4 separate regions of the Homo sapiens genome follow, and all the other regions are linked to region 2. The links are chromatin loops, found by intact Hi-C in ENCODE. Cell type or tissue: CD14-positive monocyte. All regions are shown on one strand.

Region 1 (5,000 bases), 61 kb after region 2:
ACTTTTTTTAGATCGTCATCTAAGCCTCTCATATTGTCATCAATGAGGGCAGGGGAATTTGTTTGAGGGGATGGGTAGGGGGACAGGACGACAAGCACAGACTCAGATCTTACACTACACATGGACCTTCTGAGGAAATTAATTGAACAAGTTCAGCTGAACAAAAATTAAATTAGAATGAATCAATAAACTCCTAAATACAGCAAAGAATATGCATTATAAAACTACAGCAAATATAATAGTAAACAAAGAAACAAAAATATGAGAGGGATGTTCATCACTACTACCACTACTTGTTTTGGGAATTCCAGACATGGAATAAGAAAAGAATATCAGTGGTGTAGATAATGGAAAGTAAGAGACAAAATTATTAACATTTAGATAATATGAGCACATTAACTAACCAGACTCACTAACAACAAACAAACAAAAACAAGTGATTAGAACCAATGAAAGAATTCAGTAAGGGACCAACACACAGTAAATGTAAGAAACAAGTAATTTACATTTATCCCAGCAATATTTTTGCAAACAGAAAAATATCCTACTCAGAACAGCAAATGCTAAATGTAGAGTAGCTAGAAAGGTGAAGGACCTGCATGAAGAAAACTAGAAATTCTATGGAAGTACGTTGACACAGGATCTAGAGAGGTGGAAAGACACGCTGTGTTCCTGGATGGAAAGACTGAATCTCAGTAAAATGCCAACACATAACACAGTTATGTGAAGTTCAAAGTAATTCTCATTATGAAAAACTTAAGAAAGAACAGTGAGATATGTAACAGACATTAACATTTATTAGAAAGTTATGATAACCAAAAGCTGGTGCTGGGGTCTCGAGTAGAAAAATAGGCTAACACATAAAGTGCGGAAACAGACCCAGAGACTATGTATACATAATACAAAACTCGCCAACACTTATCCAGTGCTTTCTATGTGCCTACTACTATTCTCTGTGTTTTCATGGTTTAACCTATTATCTCAAACCCCTAAAAGGAAGGCACTGTTATTTCCCTCATTTTACAGATGAGGGAAGTGAGGCACAGACAGATTAAACAACTTTCACAGGACTGGAGAAAGTGCCAGTAAGTGTGAGTTGAGCCCAGACACTCGAATCCAGAGCTCATGACTGCCATCCTATGCCAGCTTGTACCGTGGGTATCATCATCCCTGTCATCCAAGTCAGGAGGAAAGACATCATCCCTGTCATCCAAGTCAGGAACGAATGCTACCGGGAGAGTTCCACCCAGGTATGTATGAAAACACGTGGCAGGAGTGGGGCATGGTGGCGCACGCCTGTAGCCCCAGCTACTTGGGAGGCTGACGTGGGAAGATGGATTGAGCCTGGGTTAGTTTGAGGCAGCAGTGAACCATGATCATGCCACTGCACTCCAGCCTAGGAAACAGAGCAAGACTCTGTCTCAAAAAAAAAAAAAAAGGTAGATGAATGAAAGCTCTAAACTCAAAGGGGAAATTATAAAAGTATTAGACAAAATTACGGGGGAAGTATTTGTGTAACACTGGGATGGAAAGGGTTTTCTTAAGCAAAGGAGGAAACCCAAAAGTTATAGATGTAAACAATACATAGTTAATAAAATAAAGAACTAAAATCTCCTGTGGCAAAAGCAACAGAAGACAAATAATAAATGCTATACATATGTAACAAACGGATACTATCCTGATATAGAAAGAGCTCCTTTAGATTAATAATTGAAAGAACAATAGGGAAAAAAAGCTTATAAATAGGCAATGCAGTGATGCTTATTAGTGGTCAGGGGAGTGCAGACTAAAACAACCACAAGGTCTTAGGGATTTTTAGACTGTCAAACAAGGTCATCGGGTACTGACAAATGTATGGATGGGCAAAAGTATCTTTTCATACACAGCTGGTAGGACCGCAAATTACGATACAATTTTGTGAAAGGATTTTTGTCGGTATTTCTTAAGATGAAAAAATGCTGATTTGTTCCAGCAATCTGAGTTCTGGAAATGGATCTGCCATTAATTAAAGCACCAGTACATCAAGATGTTTGTACAAGGTTGGTTCTGGCAGCATTGTTTGTACTGCAATACCCAAAACAAACAAACACATCTACAAATGGGAAATGAACTGAACGTCAGTGAATAGGGGAATGGCTAAGTAAATTATGGTGCATTCCCAGAAGGCAAGAAATAGTAGCAGTTTAAGAAGGGGAAAATATATGAGATACTATTTCACACGCAAGAATGAAAACATCTGAAGATGCGAAGTGTTGATGATGCAGGGAAACAGTGAATCTCAGAAACAGTTACTGGGGTGTCTACTGGCAGAATGCCTTTGGAAAACAATCAGCAATATCTAGAAAGCTTAAAAACACGTGGTCTGCAACCCTGCAACTCTACTTCTTGGAATATTCCCTACAGTAACTCTTCCATGAGAGCACAGAGAGATGTGTGAGAAAGCTCACTGTCGCTTGGTTTGCAACAGCTAGAAATTAAAGACAGCCCGCCTGCCCATCAGCAGGAGAGCGGACGAGCGCATGGGTTATTCAGATACTGATATGCCATGAAGAAGTTAACTGCATGAACCACATCTATCTGTGTCAACCAGATCCTCTTCAATACTTAGTGATGAGTGAAAAGTGCAGGTCACATAATGATTAGATTAAATTATATCGATTAACAAACACCTACACTTTGCCATTTACTGCTGTGTGTGAGTGTGCATGTAACACAGACAGATGTGGTCACAGTGGGAGAGCACAAGCTGTGGGCTATGACCTGGGTCTGCTTCTCCTTCTCCCTGCGTGGCTGAGTGAGTAAGGAGGGCCTGCAAGAAGCGCCAGCTTTCTGACATAGTGTGGACTATTCTTAGTCATTGCTTTACTTCCAAACTCTGATCTGGAAGCCTGAGAAATCTTCTGAGAAAGAGGAACTCCAAGATTGTGCAGACAGTGCAAAGTTCAGTGTTTCCTGAACGGAAGCAAAGGAGGGTTTCTGAAAAGGACAGATGAGTGGAAGGAGGAAGAAAAAAATGATTAAATCTAAGAAAGGGGGAAACGATCTCACCAGAAGCCCCCTGCTGCAAGATTATGATAATGTTAAGTAGCTCCCAGATAATTGGGCTAGTTTGTGTTATCTTAGATGAGTAGATAGCAAAGTCTAATTAGAGCCCCACTAATTCATACTAAAGTGTTAGTGGCTTATAACAAATTAAATGAATTTTATGGGCATTTTATCTTAACCCAGATTCACAGGCCAGAAGTGCTCTGAGAACTGGCTGCAGGGGCTTTGCCATAGGTGTCTGAAACAGGGAGGGAAGCCAAGGAAGAAGCATAGAAACAACAGCCCTTTGGGATGGGAGGCAGAGCTCAAGCACAACGTGTGCACTGCACCAGGTATGGAAGTCTGGAAACACATCATATGGTGCCTGAGCTGAGAGGCTTGTGCACAAATACTCTAAAACAAATCACACATTTATAAACCCTTAACATGACCCACAGCACAGCAGGTTACTCTCCCACACTTGATGCTAATGGCATGTAAGTTTTATTTTTGATTTTTCAATTGGGAAATAGAATATATAAAATATGTATGGATATGTATATATGCACACACACACTCACACATGCAGAAAAATGTACAAAACACCTGTACGAACACCATCCAGGTAAAAAATCAGAACATTGTCCGTACCCTCACCCCCACCTTTCCCAATCAACCCTCCTTCCATCCCCGGTAATGACCATCCTCGGCTTTATGATAATCATTTTCTTGTTATTGTTTAAGGTTCCGCTATGACACACCTCCCTAAACAATTTCATTCCAAAGTTATGAATTGGCCAGACACGCTCCTGGCTTCTTTCCTTCAACACTGCGTCAGTGAGGTTTGTCCATGTTAGCAGCAGTTTGTTGATTTTCCTTGCAGTGTAGAATTTTCCTTGACAATTTGTCTGTTCTACTGTTTGTTGGACATTGAGTTGTTGCCATTTTTTGGCCATCATGAGTAATGCTGTTGTGAGTATCCAGGCGCACATGCACACAAATTTGGATCCCACTATAGGATTTCTGGGTCATAGATTATAATGTAGCTTCAGTTTTATGACATATTGCTAAATTGTTTTCCACGGAGGTCTTACCAACTTGTCCTCCTGCCGGTGGTATATGAGTGTTCCCAGCCCTCTGGATCTTCTTTAATACTCAGGTGTTGTCAGTTGTTGAAGTGTTGCCCATCTGGGGGCATATGTGTGGTAGTAGCAGCAGTTCACTGTGATCTTCTGATTTCCCCGAGTCCTAATGAAGTTGAACACCTTTTGTATACTTGCTGCTTATATTTTGTACAGTAAGTACTCAAACTTCTTGCCCATTTTCTAGTGAATGACACTCCCCTTCTTAAAGATTTGTAGGTCCTTCACATACTAGGAATAATTCTCGTCAATCACTCCATGACTTGCCTTCACTCTCTCCTGGTGTCTTTCAATGAACAGAGTGTCCTTATCTTGAGGGAGGCAAACTTACCAATCTTTTCCTTTGTGTTTAATATGTTCTGAGTCTTGTTTGAAAAATCCTTTTAGCTTGAGACCTGGAAGAATAATCACCTGTAGTCTAAATGTCTTACAGTTTTGCCTTTAACTTTTAAGTCTAATCAACCCCAAGCTGAGTCTCCTGAATGGCAAGAGGTGGAGTCTGATTTCTTCTCCTTCTCCTTCAGCCCTCCGTGCTGGCTGGCCCCTGTCCTCGAGATGCATGTCCAGTGGCCCAGTGCCACCCATCAGCCGAGCCCTCCGTAGCAGACCCAGTACCCACATACGTGTGGCTGTTTGTTGTTTCTTTATTCTGTTTCAAGGAATGTTTTTGATGAAAAGGGGGATGAAGCTAAGACAGTTTTGAGGTGGGGCAATTGTGTTCTTGGTGTGGGATTTCTCACCCCTTGACAGCAGTGGGTGGCTGGGCATAGGGGAAGAAGGAGCTACAGGGTTGAGGGATGCTGTTGCAACTTAGAAAAATTAAGAAAAATGAAG
Region 2 (5,000 bases):
TCGAGTCGTGTGTGGTCTGATCCTATGGAGAGGAGAGTGTAGGTGTTCTCTGGAGCTAGTACTGCCCCCGGCTCACACGTGCCACACTGCCTGCTGCTTTCAGAAAGAGCAGGACGGCTGGTCCTGTCCCATCTAGTGAGGTCCTGTCCCATCTAGTAAGGTTCTGTCCTGCAGAGCTCCTAAGAGGGGATTGCTGGCCTTTGATTACACTGGCTTCCAGAATCTGACCATGGAACCATTATTTGAAGCTGTCAGCTTCATTTTGTTGTTGATCAGGCCAGTCTTTTAGGTCTTTGTTGGTTGATAGATTTCTCTCAGGTCTATAGCAGCAACAAATAAAGCTCTTTAAAATTATTTTCTTGACCATTCTGCCTATGGATTGGTTCTGACCTTTGAAATGTTTGCTGTCCTTTAGATCGTGACAGAAGGAGCCTCTTCTGGGAGCTGTGAAGACCCCACAGATCTCACTGGTTTTCTTGCTTTTATTGGAAGAGTTAGCATTTGTTGAAGTTTATATTTATGTAAAATAACAATAAGTAGATTTTAAAATTTTTCTTTAAATTCTGTGATCTAATAAGAAGAGAGACTCTTTCTCTGTCATTGGGAGGCTTGATGAGGATCGGACATACCTGCTGAGAGTATCCTGTAATGTTTTCATAAGATTGGAAATGGTGAAATGAGAGCAGAAATGTAGGCAGAGGATGCCAACGCTGTTTCCTATTTCCTAAGTAAAACTGAGCAGGGCAGAATCTCCCCAGCCCTGCCAGAACTCCCTTCCTCCTTGGGTCCGCTGTCACTGTCATGCTGGCCTTGACATCTGCTACAAGTGCACACACATGGGGAACCACACAGGGAAGTGAACACATGTCCTGACGTGTGTGTGTGCCTGGTGTGGCTGCTTCCTTGATCCAGGCTTTGTTTTGTTACGAGGCTCTGCCCTCCTACCTTCAGGCCTTGCTCCTCATCATGGGCATGCAAGGATGGAATCGTTACCCCAGAGTACACTTTTTGACTTGGATTACTTGTAGTTTAGTACTGGAGTTCAGAACTTTAATTTCCCATCAGAAACCTGCCTCCCGGACCCAGGACACTGACCTTGATTGGGCACGATTTTCCAGATAAGACCTTACCTCCTCCCAACAGGGTTTGCCTTCCCTTCAGAATACAGGAAAGTACACGTGGTTCCAAGAGGACCATGCTCTTACTAAGATAAAAGGGAGGAGGGTGACTAGGTACTTTCCTCTGCTGCCATCCCTTGAAGGAAGGGGGCTTCCTTCAATGCCTCATCAGTTCCAGGGAGTATGCTTGACCCAGCAACACAGAGGAAGAAGTGACCTCATAGCAATGAGGGGCAAGCATGTGGATATTGCTGGGTATTTCTTCCTCAAAGTCTACCTGGGGACAGGTGATGAAGACGCTTACTTCTCTGCAATACACCGTGATCAGGCTTTGGTCTTCATGACACATTTTAGCCTTGCCTATGTGTGTTGAACAGAGCTGGTCATCCTCAGAAATAAAAGAAGAGAGCAATAAGTACAGGAAGGCTTTCAGTCCCAGAATAGTGTTAGGACTAAATGTCAGAGAACAGGGGGACTGTAGGAGTTTGGGGACCTTAGCATGGATACCCTCTCAATCTGCTCCCCTGTGGTATAAACAGTAAAGCCCATTGTACTAAAAGGCCTTGAGTGCTTGTCTCTGGGGCAGGTGGAGCCAGTGATGGGTGCCCCGAGAGGAGGATGCTGGAGAGGGGACAGTGTCTAAGGCAGTTGGAGAAAAAGGACAATGGCTTATGCAGTCAGGCCTAGAAGATGCAAGGGATGTCACAGCATAGTGTCCACAGGCATCCCTAGATGTCTTTCATTTTGTTTCAGGAAGAATATTGACAAAGGTAGTGATGGGAGGGTTATTTCAAGGATGCTATTTTCATGTGTCCAAGTAAACTTAAGATTCCTAAGAACTTTGACCTCTAATGCTTTTAAAGACCGTGTACCTCATGCCCATATGCACATTCAGTTAGAAAATAAATGTAGATTCTTTGGTGAATTCGAAGATGTGCTCATGGAGTGGCACAGCGTGATCTCAGTGTACACATGAAGCATGCTGATGAGAGCTTCTTGGATCTTGTTTCTTCAGGTGGACTTGCATTAAAGTGCTGTTGAATCTCTGCACTGGGAGTGGGAGCAGCCATGCGATGGGTGCCTTAATCCGAGTGCCATCCTGGCTCTCTCCAGGCTGCTTCATTTGCTGTGAGGGGTAGGGGGAGGAGGAGTTTCCAGGCAATGGCCTTATCTGTTCTGGTGGTTGACCAAGGGTCGGGGGTCCCAAAGGTGGAGTTCCAGGATGAGAGTGCACCCTTGGGGATGGTACTTAGAAAGAGTGGGGACTAGGCCTCAGCCAGGGAATGGTGGGCCAGGGTGGAGCTCCTTTGTATCAAGGAGTTAGGGCCAAGGGCCATGCAGGTGGGCCTGCAGAAGGTGGGTGGTGATATGGCCTTTCTGGTGATAACAGACTCGTGGCACTGTTTTCCTGGGGCTGTTGGGGTTGCATGGAGCAGATTCTTACTCAGGCTTACTGTCTTAAGGAGGGAAGAATGCTTTTTTATGAATACGCATAGGTCTGTGGGGCTGTGGAGCCTGGGGAATCCGAGGCTGGCGTGGGAGTCTGGGGCCCTCTAGCGGTGGTGGTGCATCCTCAGCTCAGTGCCACTCACTGTCCCTATTTCTCTCTGTCCATTTCTCTCCTCACTGCAGTGCTTCCTCTCCTTCCTAGATTTTTTTCTCTAAGTTTGACTATTCACCACCCCAGAGACTCTGTTCTATCCCATGACCTCTTGCTGTACTTTCTTTCAAATCTAAATTTTCTTGATTATTTTTCTTAATTTACAGTTTCAAGATTAGATCTGTTGGGAGCATTCTGTGCTCTACCTCAGCCCCTGGTTGAGCTATGGATTGGTGTCCCCCATGGTGACGTGGTCTGGACTCCCTTTTGTGTGAAGAGCTGTGGCAGGGCAGTGAGGTTTTGTGGAACTCAGGGAGCATCTGGCACTATGTATGAGGTTGTGAGGTGGGAGAGAGCTCTTAAATCTACCAGCCTTGTTGATCTTGGGAACTAGGAGAGAGTGCTAGGGAAGCCAGTGCCAGCAGGCCTGGAGCCTCATATTTCTTTGGCATTTGTATGATACCTTCTAGTACTTCGTTTTTTGACTTATATATGAACTAACTCAATTTAGATGCTTAGAAAATAAACGGCCACTGGACCTGCAAGAGATTAGTAGTGGTGTTCCATAGCCTTAGACATTTCTTACACTTTTATCCACAGATAAGAAAAAAATAGTGATATTTGATTTGTTTTGCCAAGGCTTAGAAGGATCTAATATGTGTTACTCGTTGAGCAGCGGGAAGCAGCAGACATTTCTAGGGTTTCTCCCTGTCACCATTCAGGAGACAGTGCACACAATCCCCTTGGCTCTTACCTGAACACTGACCACAGGTCTGTCATTGCAGGCTGGGAGTCCTCCGTCAGCATCAGCTCCGGCTCCGGTGTCCTCCTTCTCTCGCACTTCTATCACGCCATCCAGCCAGGACATCTGCAGGTAACACTCTGCTTCAGATGCTGCCATGATCAGTGTGCAGCCAGAAATAAGCATTAGTGTCTGTAGGTTCTTGAATTTCCATTTGCTTAATCAATCTGCCTTTGGTCTAAACAGTTGGCGAGTTTTATGTGTGGTTTGCTCACCAAGTTACCCATGCTAGTCTCATTTCTTCACTATGATGTCTATTCTCTTTTAAAATTGTTTTTACTTTCTGTGCTTTTATCCCACTGTTCTGCATGCAGTTCCAGTGCAGTGTTTTCTGAGTGTTGTCACCACAGTTCCGTGCAGTCTGCTGTTGTCTCGAAAGCTCCTCACTGCCAGAGTTCTCTGACACAAGGGCTCACTGTGACAGTTATCTGTAAGGACACATTACAGGCGTCAAAGAGAAATTCCTTTGGTTCAGAATGGGCCCAGGCCTTGAAGCCTGCTAAGAATACCAAAGCCAGAAGAACACTAAAGTTCTCAAGGTCCCTCAATGATGTGGGTGAGAAGGCGCAGGATACTTCAGAAAGTTTTGCCTATGTGGAAAGAACTTGTTCTGAAGGGAAATTAATACTCCCTCAAGATACGTGTCTCAGAACTAACAGGTTTCATCATAAAGAAAAAAGAACCCTGAACCACAAACCTCTTGGCAATTCCAAACATTCTTGTGTTTCATGCCTTTCTGCCGGTCGCTCAACTGCCTCAGAGGTGGAAGCTGGCAAGGGGGGCAGGCCCGGCCTGCTGCTGGAAGAGAAGGCGGATGGTGAGGCCACGTCCCGAAGCCGGCAACTGCTCCAGTACCTGTTCTCACTCTCGCACGGCTTGAGCGCCAGCAGCCTGCACAGGTTCCATGAGCTGGAGAGCTGCGCTGCTCGCCTGCACACTGCCAAGTCCTCCAGCGGGCTGGCAGGGAGTATGGGCTTCTGCTCTGACGAGATGGGAGACGACGATGTCTTTGAGGACAGCACATCTGCAAAACTGAAGAGTAGGGTTCTGCGGGCGCCCCTCTGCTCCACGGAAAAGGACAGCGACCTGGATTGTCCTTCTCCCTTCTCTGAAAAATTACCCCCCATATCTCCCGTGTCCACGTCAGGGGATGTCTGCAGGTTGGTTTGCCAGGAAGTGCCATTCTAGCCATCTCTGCTCGCATCAGGAACCTCCTCTTGCTTTAGTATGTGAAGTTTCAGGAAAATGAAGTAATAGGAAGTTGTAACCAGTTGTGGGTTGATGGTTTTCTCCAGAAGAATGGAGTATCAATATCGTTTGAAAAACTTAATTTTTATGATGTGAGTCCCAAGATAGTTTTACAAATGATAAAAGAGGAAGAAGCTGGCTGGGCGCAGTGGCTCACGCCTGTAATCCCAGCACTTTGGGAGGCTGAGGCGGGTGGATCACCTGAGGTCAGGAGTTTGAGACCAGCTTGGCC
Region 3 (5,000 bases), 130 kb before region 2:
TGGCTGGCAATCCCTTCTTGAACTACACTCCAGGTGGCAAGAATCTGGACCCAGGACCTGGACACGTTCAAGTTGTCAGCTCCCTTTCCCTCAGGACTCTGACCTCCTATACTAATACCCCGTCGCCAAAGACCATATTGGTTAACATTTACCCAACACTGTATGTATTGGGCACTTAAAAGTGTTATACAGGCATTACCTCATTTTGTCTCATAACCACTCTATTCAGTAGATATCTTTCAGAAAGCTGAAGAGAGGCTCGGAAAGGTTAAGGAAATTGCCTAGACAGTAATGGTTGCGCCAGGACTCACCCTAGCTTTGTCTCCATGAGTGCTGCTTATCAGCCCTGCATAGCTCACAGATCCCTGTTGAACTACGAAGGTTCTGCCGCTTCCTGTAGAAGGATGACAGGATTCCATATCCATTCATCAGTCAGCCAACCCTTTGGCTCAACAAGCCTGGTCTAGGCATAAGCTATACCAATGGAAGATATTGGTACTACCTTCATGGAACACCTGCTGCCAGAAGCAGTAGAGCCAACCAGGTTGTGGCAACTGGCCTTGATAACCTATTTTCCACAGTAAAAGACAAATGGAGAAAATTCATCATTTTTCTGCTCTTTGTAATACTGTATTGTAAGTGTGTTATAGAAATGGAGATGTTTTGACCTTGCTGATCCAGAGGATATCTTGAGCACACTGTTTTGAACCTGACAATCTGCTTTTTACTTAGCCAAAAATTCAAAGTGGTCAGAATTGTAGGGAGGAATTGATTAGCTATATGATAGATCACTCCGGGACAACAGAACAACTATGGAATATTTGAGAGGATTTGCTTATAATTCACTCATGAATTTACTAAGAAATACAAATTATTCATCTTTTATGCATGATTATGGGAGAAATAAAACTGGCAGTGGTTGAAACTATTTCTGGGAAGTTTGATGTAGGAAAATTGGATTTGGTAGACAGTGATGAAAGTGACAGAGGAATAATGAGAGTTTTATGTGGACAAAAGATGAATGCAGAGTCTGGCCCGGTGCAGTGGCTCATGCCTGTATTCCCAGCACTTTGGCAGGCAGAGGCAGGCGGATCACGAGGTCAGGAGATTGAGACCATCCTGGCTAACACGGTGAAACCTCGTCTCTACTAAAAACACAAAAAAATAGCCGGGCGTGGTGGCGGGCGCCTGTAGTCCCAGCTACTGGGGAGGCTGAGGCAGGAGAATGGCGTGAACCCAGGAGGTGGAGCTTGCAGTGAGCCGAGATCGTACCACTGCACTCCAGCCTGGGCTACAGAGTGAGACTCCGTCTCAAAAAAAAAAAAAAGAGATGAATGCAGAATCAAATATTTAGACGTCTGTATGTACACAGAGATGATTCCCCCATAAAAATTAAAATACAACTTAAAAGTAAGAAGTCGTATAAACCTCCTTCACGTGCTTTCTCTGGCTGAGAGGCTATGCTGTGGGAATCTTTCAGTCCAGATTAGGGAGCGAAAGCAAACAAAAATCTGTCAAGGCAAAAACCGTTATTACTTATTCCTTCGCTTTTCCTCCCGTTTGATAGCCTCAGGTAAGAAAGTATTTTCCATCTTCTTCTCCAAGTAAAACATCCTTTTGCCAGACAAAATTTCCTTTTCCTTCCAAAACACTAATATTAATAACATGTAGTCAGGGCCAGGAGACACTAAACGACACACACAGAGCTGGGGAAGTCTTTTCGGTTCCAAGCCCAGTGGGTTGTCGCCTGGGCACTGCGAAGGGGTGGAAGCACAGAAAGGCCGCGCGGCGGCACCCGCTGCAGCCCGCCCCCAGCGCGCTGCAGTCGCCGGGGCAACGCCTCCACCCAACTCGGCCGGACACGTGACGCCCGCGTCACGTGACCTGCCACTCGGTGTCCTCCCGCGGAGGGGCGTAGGGTGTAAACAGGCGACGCGCTGGGGGAGGTGCGGCCTTGCTGCGTCCACGTCTCGGGCATGCTCGAGGCGGGCCAGGGCGGTAGCGCCGCCAGCTCAGAGCCCACCTGAGGTAACTCCTGCGGCCTCTAGGATCGGAGTCCCCCACGCCGCGCGCAGCCGCCGCCGCTGGCCGCCAATAAGGGCGGCCGAGCCCCCGGCCCGGGCAGGGGGTGTGGCTGCCGGCAGCGCGTCGGCTACAGGTGGGCTGGGCTGGGCTGGGCTGGGCTGGGCTGGGTGGGGGCGGCCGCCAAGGACCCATCCCTGCGCTGCGGGCCCGGCGTGGAGCCCGCGGAGAGGCAGCGCGACTCCAGGCAGTGGGTCTCTCTGCCCCGGTGCTCGCGTCTGCCCCTGGGGCCGGGCCGAGCGGAACCAGGAATCGCAGAAACGGTCAGCGCCCAGGGCTCTAGGCCGGCCGCCCCGGGTGCCAGGTGAATTCCTTTCCCTGACCGGCTGTGAGACGTTGGCCCGTCAGCCGTCGTCTTTGGCCTGAGTGTGCACATCTGTAAAATGGAAGCTCGGACTAGTGATCCGTGAGGACCTTCCACGTCTGACGTGTGATCTCGAGAGACCTGCGTACATTCGGGGTGCCAGAAGGAAAGCATAGGTAACTATTTTGTCCTTTAATTGCTAACTTTTCTTTGGTCTTTAAATCTGTTTTCATCTTAAACGATTCGTATTCCTGTCCACCTGGGTGAAGTTTTTAATAGAAAACTTATTGGGTGGGGGTTATAATGGTTTATGTTACCGTTTTCATGTTTCTTTAATGCAACAAAACCTTTTTTTCTTAAAACCTATTTGGAAGCCCAAATTGTAAAAATAAATAAATAAAAATGGAACCCTTTTCTGCCTCACTATCACTATTCTCACCACCCATCCCCACGCTAACTACCCTTGAGGACCCCTGCAAGTCATAGGTTGAGGAGCTCTGTATGGAGTTGAGGAAATGTTTTGTGTATTTTTTAATTTGATGGGATCTGGAAAATGAATTCTTTGCATGTGTGGAGTTTTCTGTTATTTTTCTCTTTATTTTGTTCGATTGCATGCTATGTAATTAGACAGCTAGCATAACCCTCACATACCATACTTCGGGGCCTTTTTGGCCCCAAAATTTCTGATAAAGACGTTTCTCTTTCCATGTTTCCTTGCATCCCAGTCCCTGGGGAAGTAAGTGTATGTTTATAATAGTGAGACTTCATTCCTCATTGCTGATTTAGTTGCTCCGATACAGAATGGGAATGGGAGACTTTTGAGGCCAACCGAATGGGTTAGGACATATCTGAAAAACATGAAAACGCTAAAAAGCATGAAAACTGAAGGAGTATACGAACTCAAGTCGTTGAGAGTCATGAAATAATGTGAACATGCTCTTGTGTGAAATCTTGAGACCCTGGAGCAAGAGAATTTTGGATTTTGAGAGAACTGAGTTCAGGAGAGAAGGATGTCCTGTTTCATATGGTGAGTGAAAATATAAACAGTATGAGGTGGTAGTGTGTAGACAAAATTATCAGGTTTTTTTTTTTTAAGAGTAGCACATAGTTTCCTAATTGATTTTGGAGACTAGGGTTTTAAGAGATGTACTGAAACTTGAAGTTTAATGTTACAAGAGGGAAACCATACTCTTTTACACCTTGTCTGCTTGGTGCTTCTGTGAGTTGAGCAAGAATTGGAAGTGGAATGTACTGTAAGTGGTACCCAAGGTGACCTAGTGGAAAGGTTTTCTCTTTTCAAAACCAACTTACTTCCCTGATCTTTGGCTTAAGCTTAAGCAAGTCAGTTCCTTTCTTTGGTTCTCAGTTTCTGCTGAAAAATGAGGAAATTGGATTGATTACTATTCTACCTTTTGGCTCCAGCTAGGTTTGCCAGATAAAATACAGGATGCCTAGTTGATATGAATTTCAGATAAACAGTGAATTTTTGTAAAATTTTTAAAATAAATTTTTACTATAAATATTACGTGGGAGCATACTTGTACTAAAAAAAAGATTCGTTGTTTGTCTGAAATTAAAGTGTAACTGGGCTTGCTGTATTTATATTTCCTAAATCTGGCAGCCTTAGCTCCAACATTTTTGTCTCCTTTAAATTAGTGCCAGCTCAAAGCAGAGCTGGGAATGAATTGATTCAAGCAGCCAAGAAACCCTAATGGTTGTCAGTAGTAGCGTCTGGTTCTTGAGGGTTGTCGTTGATTCACTTGTGGTTTGTTTCTTTTTCCCTTATGTAGTAGTTCCATTTCTGCTATAATCACATAATGTTTAGGTTTATACTTCTGGTGGTAAGTAGTTTAAAATATCTGAAAGCAAGTTAAAAATATTGCTGAAATTTCTAAAAGTAACCTCATTTTTTCGAGCCTTGAAATGGTATGTGCTTTTTCCCCCCCGTAAAAGACACTTTACAACCCTACCTGTTCCCTAGGTTTGTGGTTGACTGCAAGACATTTTCTAAAGCCGTGGACTGTTCTGATGCCAAGTAATCAGGAAGTTATTCTTATGGCTTCTAATTTTGTTCCCTGTGAATATGAAAAATTATCACTGTATACACTATAAACATTTTATATTTTATCTGACTGTTGTCAGCTTTGTCTTTGCTGTATTGAAGGGTTTTCAATTTTGAAATTCTTTTTCAAGGAGTGTAATTTTAAACTCTTTCTTTCTTTCTTGTCCAGACCAATTTCTTAACTCACTTGGAAATGCCTGAATTTTCTAATTCATTTTTTAAATCAATAGTCAACAAAAAATTTGGTGTGTTTGGAGAGCCAGGTTGATGATGTGACTGGTGTTCTAGTTCTCCAGGTGCTAATTTCTGATAGAGGAGTTAAAACGTGTAATCTGAGGATAATATGATGAAGGCTTTGAAGAGGTACAAATGCTATGGAAATTGAGAGGAAGGATGGGTGCCCTTCAGATTGATATATGGAAGAAAATCTCTGGAGGAGGTAGAAGTGGATTCTGGACATGGAAGTAGAGGTGGGATCAGGAAGACAGAGGTGGACAGAACGGTGGAAAGAAGTGGATAAGGGCAAGGAATCTGTCTTCTCAGTTCTACAAA
Region 4 (5,000 bases), 85 kb after region 2:
GGACTACGTTGAATGAAAAGCACTTAAAAAAACAGCAGGTGCAAGATACTCTGACATTCGTGCTGTTTCTTAGAAGCAGGAGATGAAAGTCCCCTATGAAAGATGTCCTCACTATACCAAAAGGAAAGTAACACTCTTTTCATCAAGGTTGGGAAGTTGAAGCCAAAGGAAATCCATACAAACAGATCTTGTACAATGAACGCTTACCTCCCGAGTCACTTCCCTGCCCAGTTACCTGCCCTAGCCCAAGCCCCTTGGCCTTATCACATCTCACGATGATTCATTCAATGCAGTATCTAAGGGGGATTGACTCTAACTGCTTCTTGGGGTCTTCATCTTTTTAAGAGGGCTCCCATGCCACGTACAACTTGTATTAAAGAAATCTGTAGGCTTTCGCCCATGAATCTGTCTTATGCCGATTCTCAGACCTAGCTGAAATGGGAAGAGGTGGAGTTTTGCCTCCACTACAGTTCATGGAGCCAAGATTCTTCATGAACACCTTAAATGAACTCCTGAATTCATTTACCCAAGACATTCACTGAAGGCCTGCCCCTGACAAGGCTCAGTGCTACGACCCAGGCAGGTGAAAGAAATGGACAAATCCTGGGCCCTGCCCTTGAGGAGAGAGAATCCAGTGAGCCAGGATGGTGCTGTGCTGCTCAGAGGGCAACGCCTGCTGACTGCACTTAGCTCAGGCTGGAGGATGGGGAGATGCCCAGGCTCATGCCTGCACCTGCGAGGCTGTGCCCAGTGAGGGTCCGCAGCTGCCCCCACATGGGATAGCCTTGTGGGAGACCTTTACAACTGGAGATGGGCTTGCTGACAGTGGATCCCCACAATGACTCTGGGAGTGCAGGGGAGTTACCACCCCTTCCACAGATGAAGACAGCGAGGCTCAGTGACTCCCACCTCTGCCACTTGCCAGCAGAGCTGGAGTCACACCCCAGGTCTTTCCATCATAGCCACTTCCTCTCTTTCCAGTTTTCAGTGGGGATAATAAGTGAGTGAAAATGGTGAGGCTTAGATACAGGGAGCTTGCATGGATTCGAGTCGTCCTGGGACATTTGCAGTTCACAGCTGCATGGTGATGCCCAGAGAACAGTGAGACCAAGCAGCTCTGCTGCACCTGTGGCATTACTGGTGGCAGGGTGAGGCTAGCCTTGCAGCTAGAAGGCACCACCCCAGGCTGTGTACAGCGCAGCTGCCCAGGCCTCTGGGACAAGGCTGCTTGGCCCCCTCCCTGCCAGGCTCCTGCTTCCAGGACACAGGCGGCTCTGAGGCAACAGCCATAGCTTCTGGAGGGCTTTTGTCTCTGCAGCAATGGATGGCAGACAGGAAGTTGGGATGAGAGGCTCAGGCATTGCATCACGCATTCTGATGACCAGCAGGTTTGGAAAGCCCCGGACTCGATGCCCTCCAAGGCATGTTCTTTTTTATTTTGAGGTGGAGTCTCACTGTGTTGCTCAGGCTGGAGTGCAGTGGCTCGATCTCGGCTCACTGCAACCTCCACTTCCAGGGTTCAAGTGATTCTCCTGCCTCAGTCTCCCAAGTAGCTGGGACTACAGGCACCTGCCACCACATCTGGTTAAGTTTTGTATTTTCAGTAGAGACAGGGTTTCACCATGTTGGCCAGGCTGGTCTCAAACTCCTGACCTCAAGTGATCCACCTGCCTCGGTCTCCCAAAGTGCTGGGATTACAGGCATGAGCCACTGTGCCTGGCCCCTGCAAGGCACTTTCTAAGCCAGATTCATCAACCCTTGAACTTTATCCCTGGCGGCAGAACCTAGAGTTCTCAGCATGATGGCAAAGTGGAAGGGGCGAGGGGTATCATCCTTTGTGCGAGCGCAGGCATCCCCATTCCATGCCCTGCCTCCAAGCTGCCAGGAGGACCCCTGGAGGGCTTCCTAAGAGGAATGGGAACTTGAGTGTTTTCCACAAACCTCCTGGCTCTGAATACCGTGAGCAGTTTGGGGTGGCTGACGCTGAGGCCAGACGCTTGTGGTCAGAAAGCGGAAGCTTCCTCCCTGTGCTCTGTAGTCTAGGCCAGAGGCCCTAGGAACAGTTTCTGATGACAGAGGAGCCAGGCCCATGTGGTGGGATGACATGTCTTGGGTCCAGCCACATGTGGACCAGCCTCGGCCCCACGACAATGCCCCTCCTGCAGGGAGAGTATCAGCCTCATCTGCCACCTCTGAGAAAGCCTTCCTGCCACAGCTTGTCCTCAGGAGAGCAGGGCCACACACAAGGCCTCGCCCATCATGGACAGGGTGGGCAGGTTCTGATGGGACAGGAGTCTCAGCATCTCAGGGGCTCGGGCCCATCTGGAGGAGCAGAGTGGGGGCTGAGTGGCCCAGGACTGGATACGCGTCGGGCCTGCCCCACGCCAGGCCCTGCATGCCACAGGGATTTACAGAGGCCTTAGCTGCAGGTTGTGAGCCAAGACAGAGATTCCTGATCCCACCGAGGAGTGGGGAGAGGGCAGTGAGGGGTAGAAGGCTCGGTGGGCCCTGGGGTCTGGAGCTCTGAATTCACATCCCAGCTTCAGGCAAGTAGCTGGATGGCCTGGGCACATTGCTTCATTCTCTGAAGCTGTTTCTTCATCTACCCAAAGGAGATACCCCTCACTTGCAGGACCATTGAGAAAATGAAATGACACCATCCTGGGTGGCCTCCTTTCTCCAGAGGCACAGGCCACCGGTTGTGTGCATCAGAACCACCAGTGCCCCTTCCTGAATCCAGGGGGTTGCAGGGCACCAGGCCCCACACCGCCTGTGAGCTAGCATGGGCCCCTGCGTCACGGCCACTTCGTGACTACATGTGCCAATCCGAGTAACTGGAGCACACATGGGAGGAGGAAACTGAACCTGTGACCTCAAACTCCTTCACTCAAAGCCCAGAAGGAACTCCTGAAAGGCTGGAGACAGGGCTGTGAGGACAGAGGGAGAGTGGGAGGCATTCTGAATGCTGGTGGGGCAGGCAGAGCAAGTCTGTGTGCGGTGAGGACTGAGGGGCGGCCACCAGAGGCCCGGGCCTGGTCTGAGTGTGGCTGCTGCAGGGGAAGTAGCTTTCCTATGGCTCTGAGGGGCTGGAGAGGGAGGAAGGTGTCCCCAGGGGATAGATGACAGGAAAGCTGGGGTGGGGTGGGAGGAGCTAACAGGGACACTCTCATGGGAGGGAGGCTCCCAGTACCTTGGACTAAGAGGGGAGGGAGATGGGCTGAGGAGGCATTCCAGGACTGGGCAGGTCCCACAGGGAGGGCCCGATGTCTACCTGGGGGTGACGACCCACACGAAGAGACTGAGCAGCTTCTCTGAGGGAGTGGACAGTGGGGTGACCCTCCAGCACACCTGTGGTGCAGTCACAGGGGACTGGGACACTCCTGGCCCCCTGCCCTACCTACACCTGCAGGCACCTGGTGGAGAGCCCCTGAGTTTCACTTGGGGTGAAATCACTAGGCAGATTTACAAGGACTCCATCTGCCATCTGACAGGGACTTCCACAGCAGGAGGGGGCCAGGCCTGCAGTCTGGCTGGTCTATGGCCAGCCCAGCCACTTTCCTGGTGCTGGCTTCAAGCCTGAATATGATAAGAGGTGAACAAGGGGCAGAGGGCTCCAGCCTTGACCCAACTCAGGGAGTAAAAGACAAAGCTTGATGGCTGTGGTTCTAACATCCCAGGGGCCACTAATGGAAGAATGACAGATAAAGGCCTCCTTCCAGGAAAATACCAGGGTCACATGTGTCAAACTGCAAAATATCTTCGGAAGGTTTGTGGAACTACAATGGCCACCTTCCTCCCTCCTCTCTGGGCCAAGTACACTGGGCTGATGCTATATTTGTCTATTTGCTGTGACACATTAAATTCTCAGGTGACACACTGAATTATGGTGGGCACTATCAACAGTGGACACCCCCCAACAGGCCCTCAGGAAGCACTGGGCCTGGGAATGGCCGAGCGAGTGATTATCCTGCTTTACAGATAGAAACTGAGGCTCAGAGAGCAATGGTGGCCTCAAGATCAGAACCTACACCTGTGTGATGGCCAAGCCCAGGTTCCTCCCACAGTTCCCCAAGGCCACATCTTGAGAAAAGCCCTGAACCGGAAGCTAGAAGGCCCAGCTTTGAGCCCTGGTTTGTACCCTGGATGGAGTGTAAAGGGGCAATGTGGAGTGGCATGGAAGGACAGGGAAAAGCTTCATAAGAGGGTATTTCAGGCAGCTTTTAGGGGCTGATCAGATTTCAGAGGGCAGATGAGTAGGAGGATGGGCATGGGTAGCACATTTCAGATGTGGGGAACTGGGAGGGCAGGGTCCCCGGGGGATTCACACGTGGGAGGAGGAAGGCTGGACACAGTTTCTGGGGACAGAAGTGGGTGGCGTGGTGGTGCAGATGCTGGAGAGAAACAAGGGAAACCTGCAACTCACCGGCCTCATTTCACAAGGGGCCACTTTGCTGATTTTGCTTGTTGCTTTTAACTTTTTATTGGATATGTAGTTTTAAAGCTTTTGAATATTTCGGCAAAGAGTCAGTTGGTCAGTTTTCATGTGAGCTTTCTATCAGCATTTTAGGAAAGTTTTCATCTGTCTTTCATCAGATCTCTGCTGTTGCTGGGACAGGGAGACGGATCTCTCTGCGGAAGCAAGGATGTGTGCCCCACCCCCAGACTACCCATCTTGGAGGGGGACTAATGAGGGGCTGTGGGAGGAGGAAGCTGTAGAGCAGAGAGGAAGATTGGGGGCCAGACAAAACAGAGACTCGGGATGAGAGAGGGGGAGGCTATGGGGAAGAGCTGAGGAAAACAAGGGACGGAGAGAGGGATTGGGGTAGTGGATAGGGAGACCAAGGGGCAGAGAAGGGGGAAAATGTGGGACAGAGAGCCGGAGATTGAGGGAGCAGAGAAGGGGCCTCTGAGAGGTGGCTGGAAGACAGAGTGTAGAGGAAAATTCAGAGCAAAAAAGAAGGGAGAGTTGTAGGGTAGAGAGCAGAAACGGGGGGCATTTA

Evidence for each region. A loop is a pair of places that touch in the nucleus more often than their neighbours do. Peaks named below come from ENCODE experiments on the same cell type or tissue, not always from the same donor. Only the 100,000 strongest peaks of a DNase experiment are listed, where the experiment ranks them.
Region 1: a loop joins it to region 2, with 3 times the contacts of the local background. A loop is called at or near these places in 4 of 110 quality-filtered maps.
Region 3: it touches region 2 in a loop (2.2-fold over the local background); 61 of 110 quality-filtered maps call a loop at or near these places.
Region 4: it touches region 2 in a loop (1.9-fold over the local background); 4 of 110 quality-filtered maps call a loop at or near these places.

Annotation. Positions count from the first base shown.
Region 1 is chr10:45,402,178-45,407,177 of GRCh38, reverse strand. The region is part of intron 3 of ALOX5 (arachidonate 5-lipoxygenase); the gene reads right to left. Among named protein-coding and RNA genes, the nearest start is that of ALOX5, 30 kb to the right of the region's middle. In CD14-positive monocyte, no CTCF peak of the experiment used is centred here; a DNase peak (open chromatin) is centred at 2,827; H3K4me3 peaks cover 1,752 bases; H3K27ac peaks cover 2,282 bases.
Region 2 is chr10:45,462,831-45,467,830 of GRCh38, reverse strand. MARCHF8 (membrane associated ring-CH-type finger 8) reads left to right here. Exons shown (of 8, transcript NM_001282866.2): 4 at 3,504-3,592; 5 at 3,835-4,680. LOC105378286 (a long non-coding RNA gene) reads right to left here and starts at 3,556. Exons shown (of 3, transcript XR_945919.1): 1 at 3,473-3,556. RefSeq lists an enhancer at 3,346-4,545. In CD14-positive monocyte, CTCF peaks have their summits at 2,502 and 2,704 (motif pointing left); DNase peaks (open chromatin) are centred at 820, 1,260 and 2,660; H3K4me3 peaks cover 704 bases; H3K27ac peaks cover 1,229 bases.
Region 3 is chr10:45,591,797-45,596,796 of GRCh38, reverse strand. It overlaps a transcript of MARCHF8 not described here. Among named protein-coding and RNA genes, the nearest start is that of MARCHF8, 59 kb to the right of the region's middle. RefSeq lists silencers at 1,724-1,793, 2,074-2,233, 2,334-2,403. In CD14-positive monocyte, no CTCF peak of the experiment used is centred here; DNase peaks (open chromatin) are centred at 1,876 and 3,726; H3K4me3 peaks cover 2,337 bases; H3K27ac peaks cover 780 bases.
Region 4 is chr10:45,377,382-45,382,381 of GRCh38, reverse strand. The region is part of intron 1 of ALOX5 (arachidonate 5-lipoxygenase); the gene reads right to left. Among named protein-coding and RNA genes, the nearest start is that of ALOX5, 5.7 kb to the right of the region's middle. In CD14-positive monocyte, no CTCF peak of the experiment used is centred here; DNase peaks (open chromatin) are centred at 911, 1,361, 2,021 and 2,801; H3K4me3 peaks cover 3,246 bases; H3K27ac peaks cover 5,000 bases.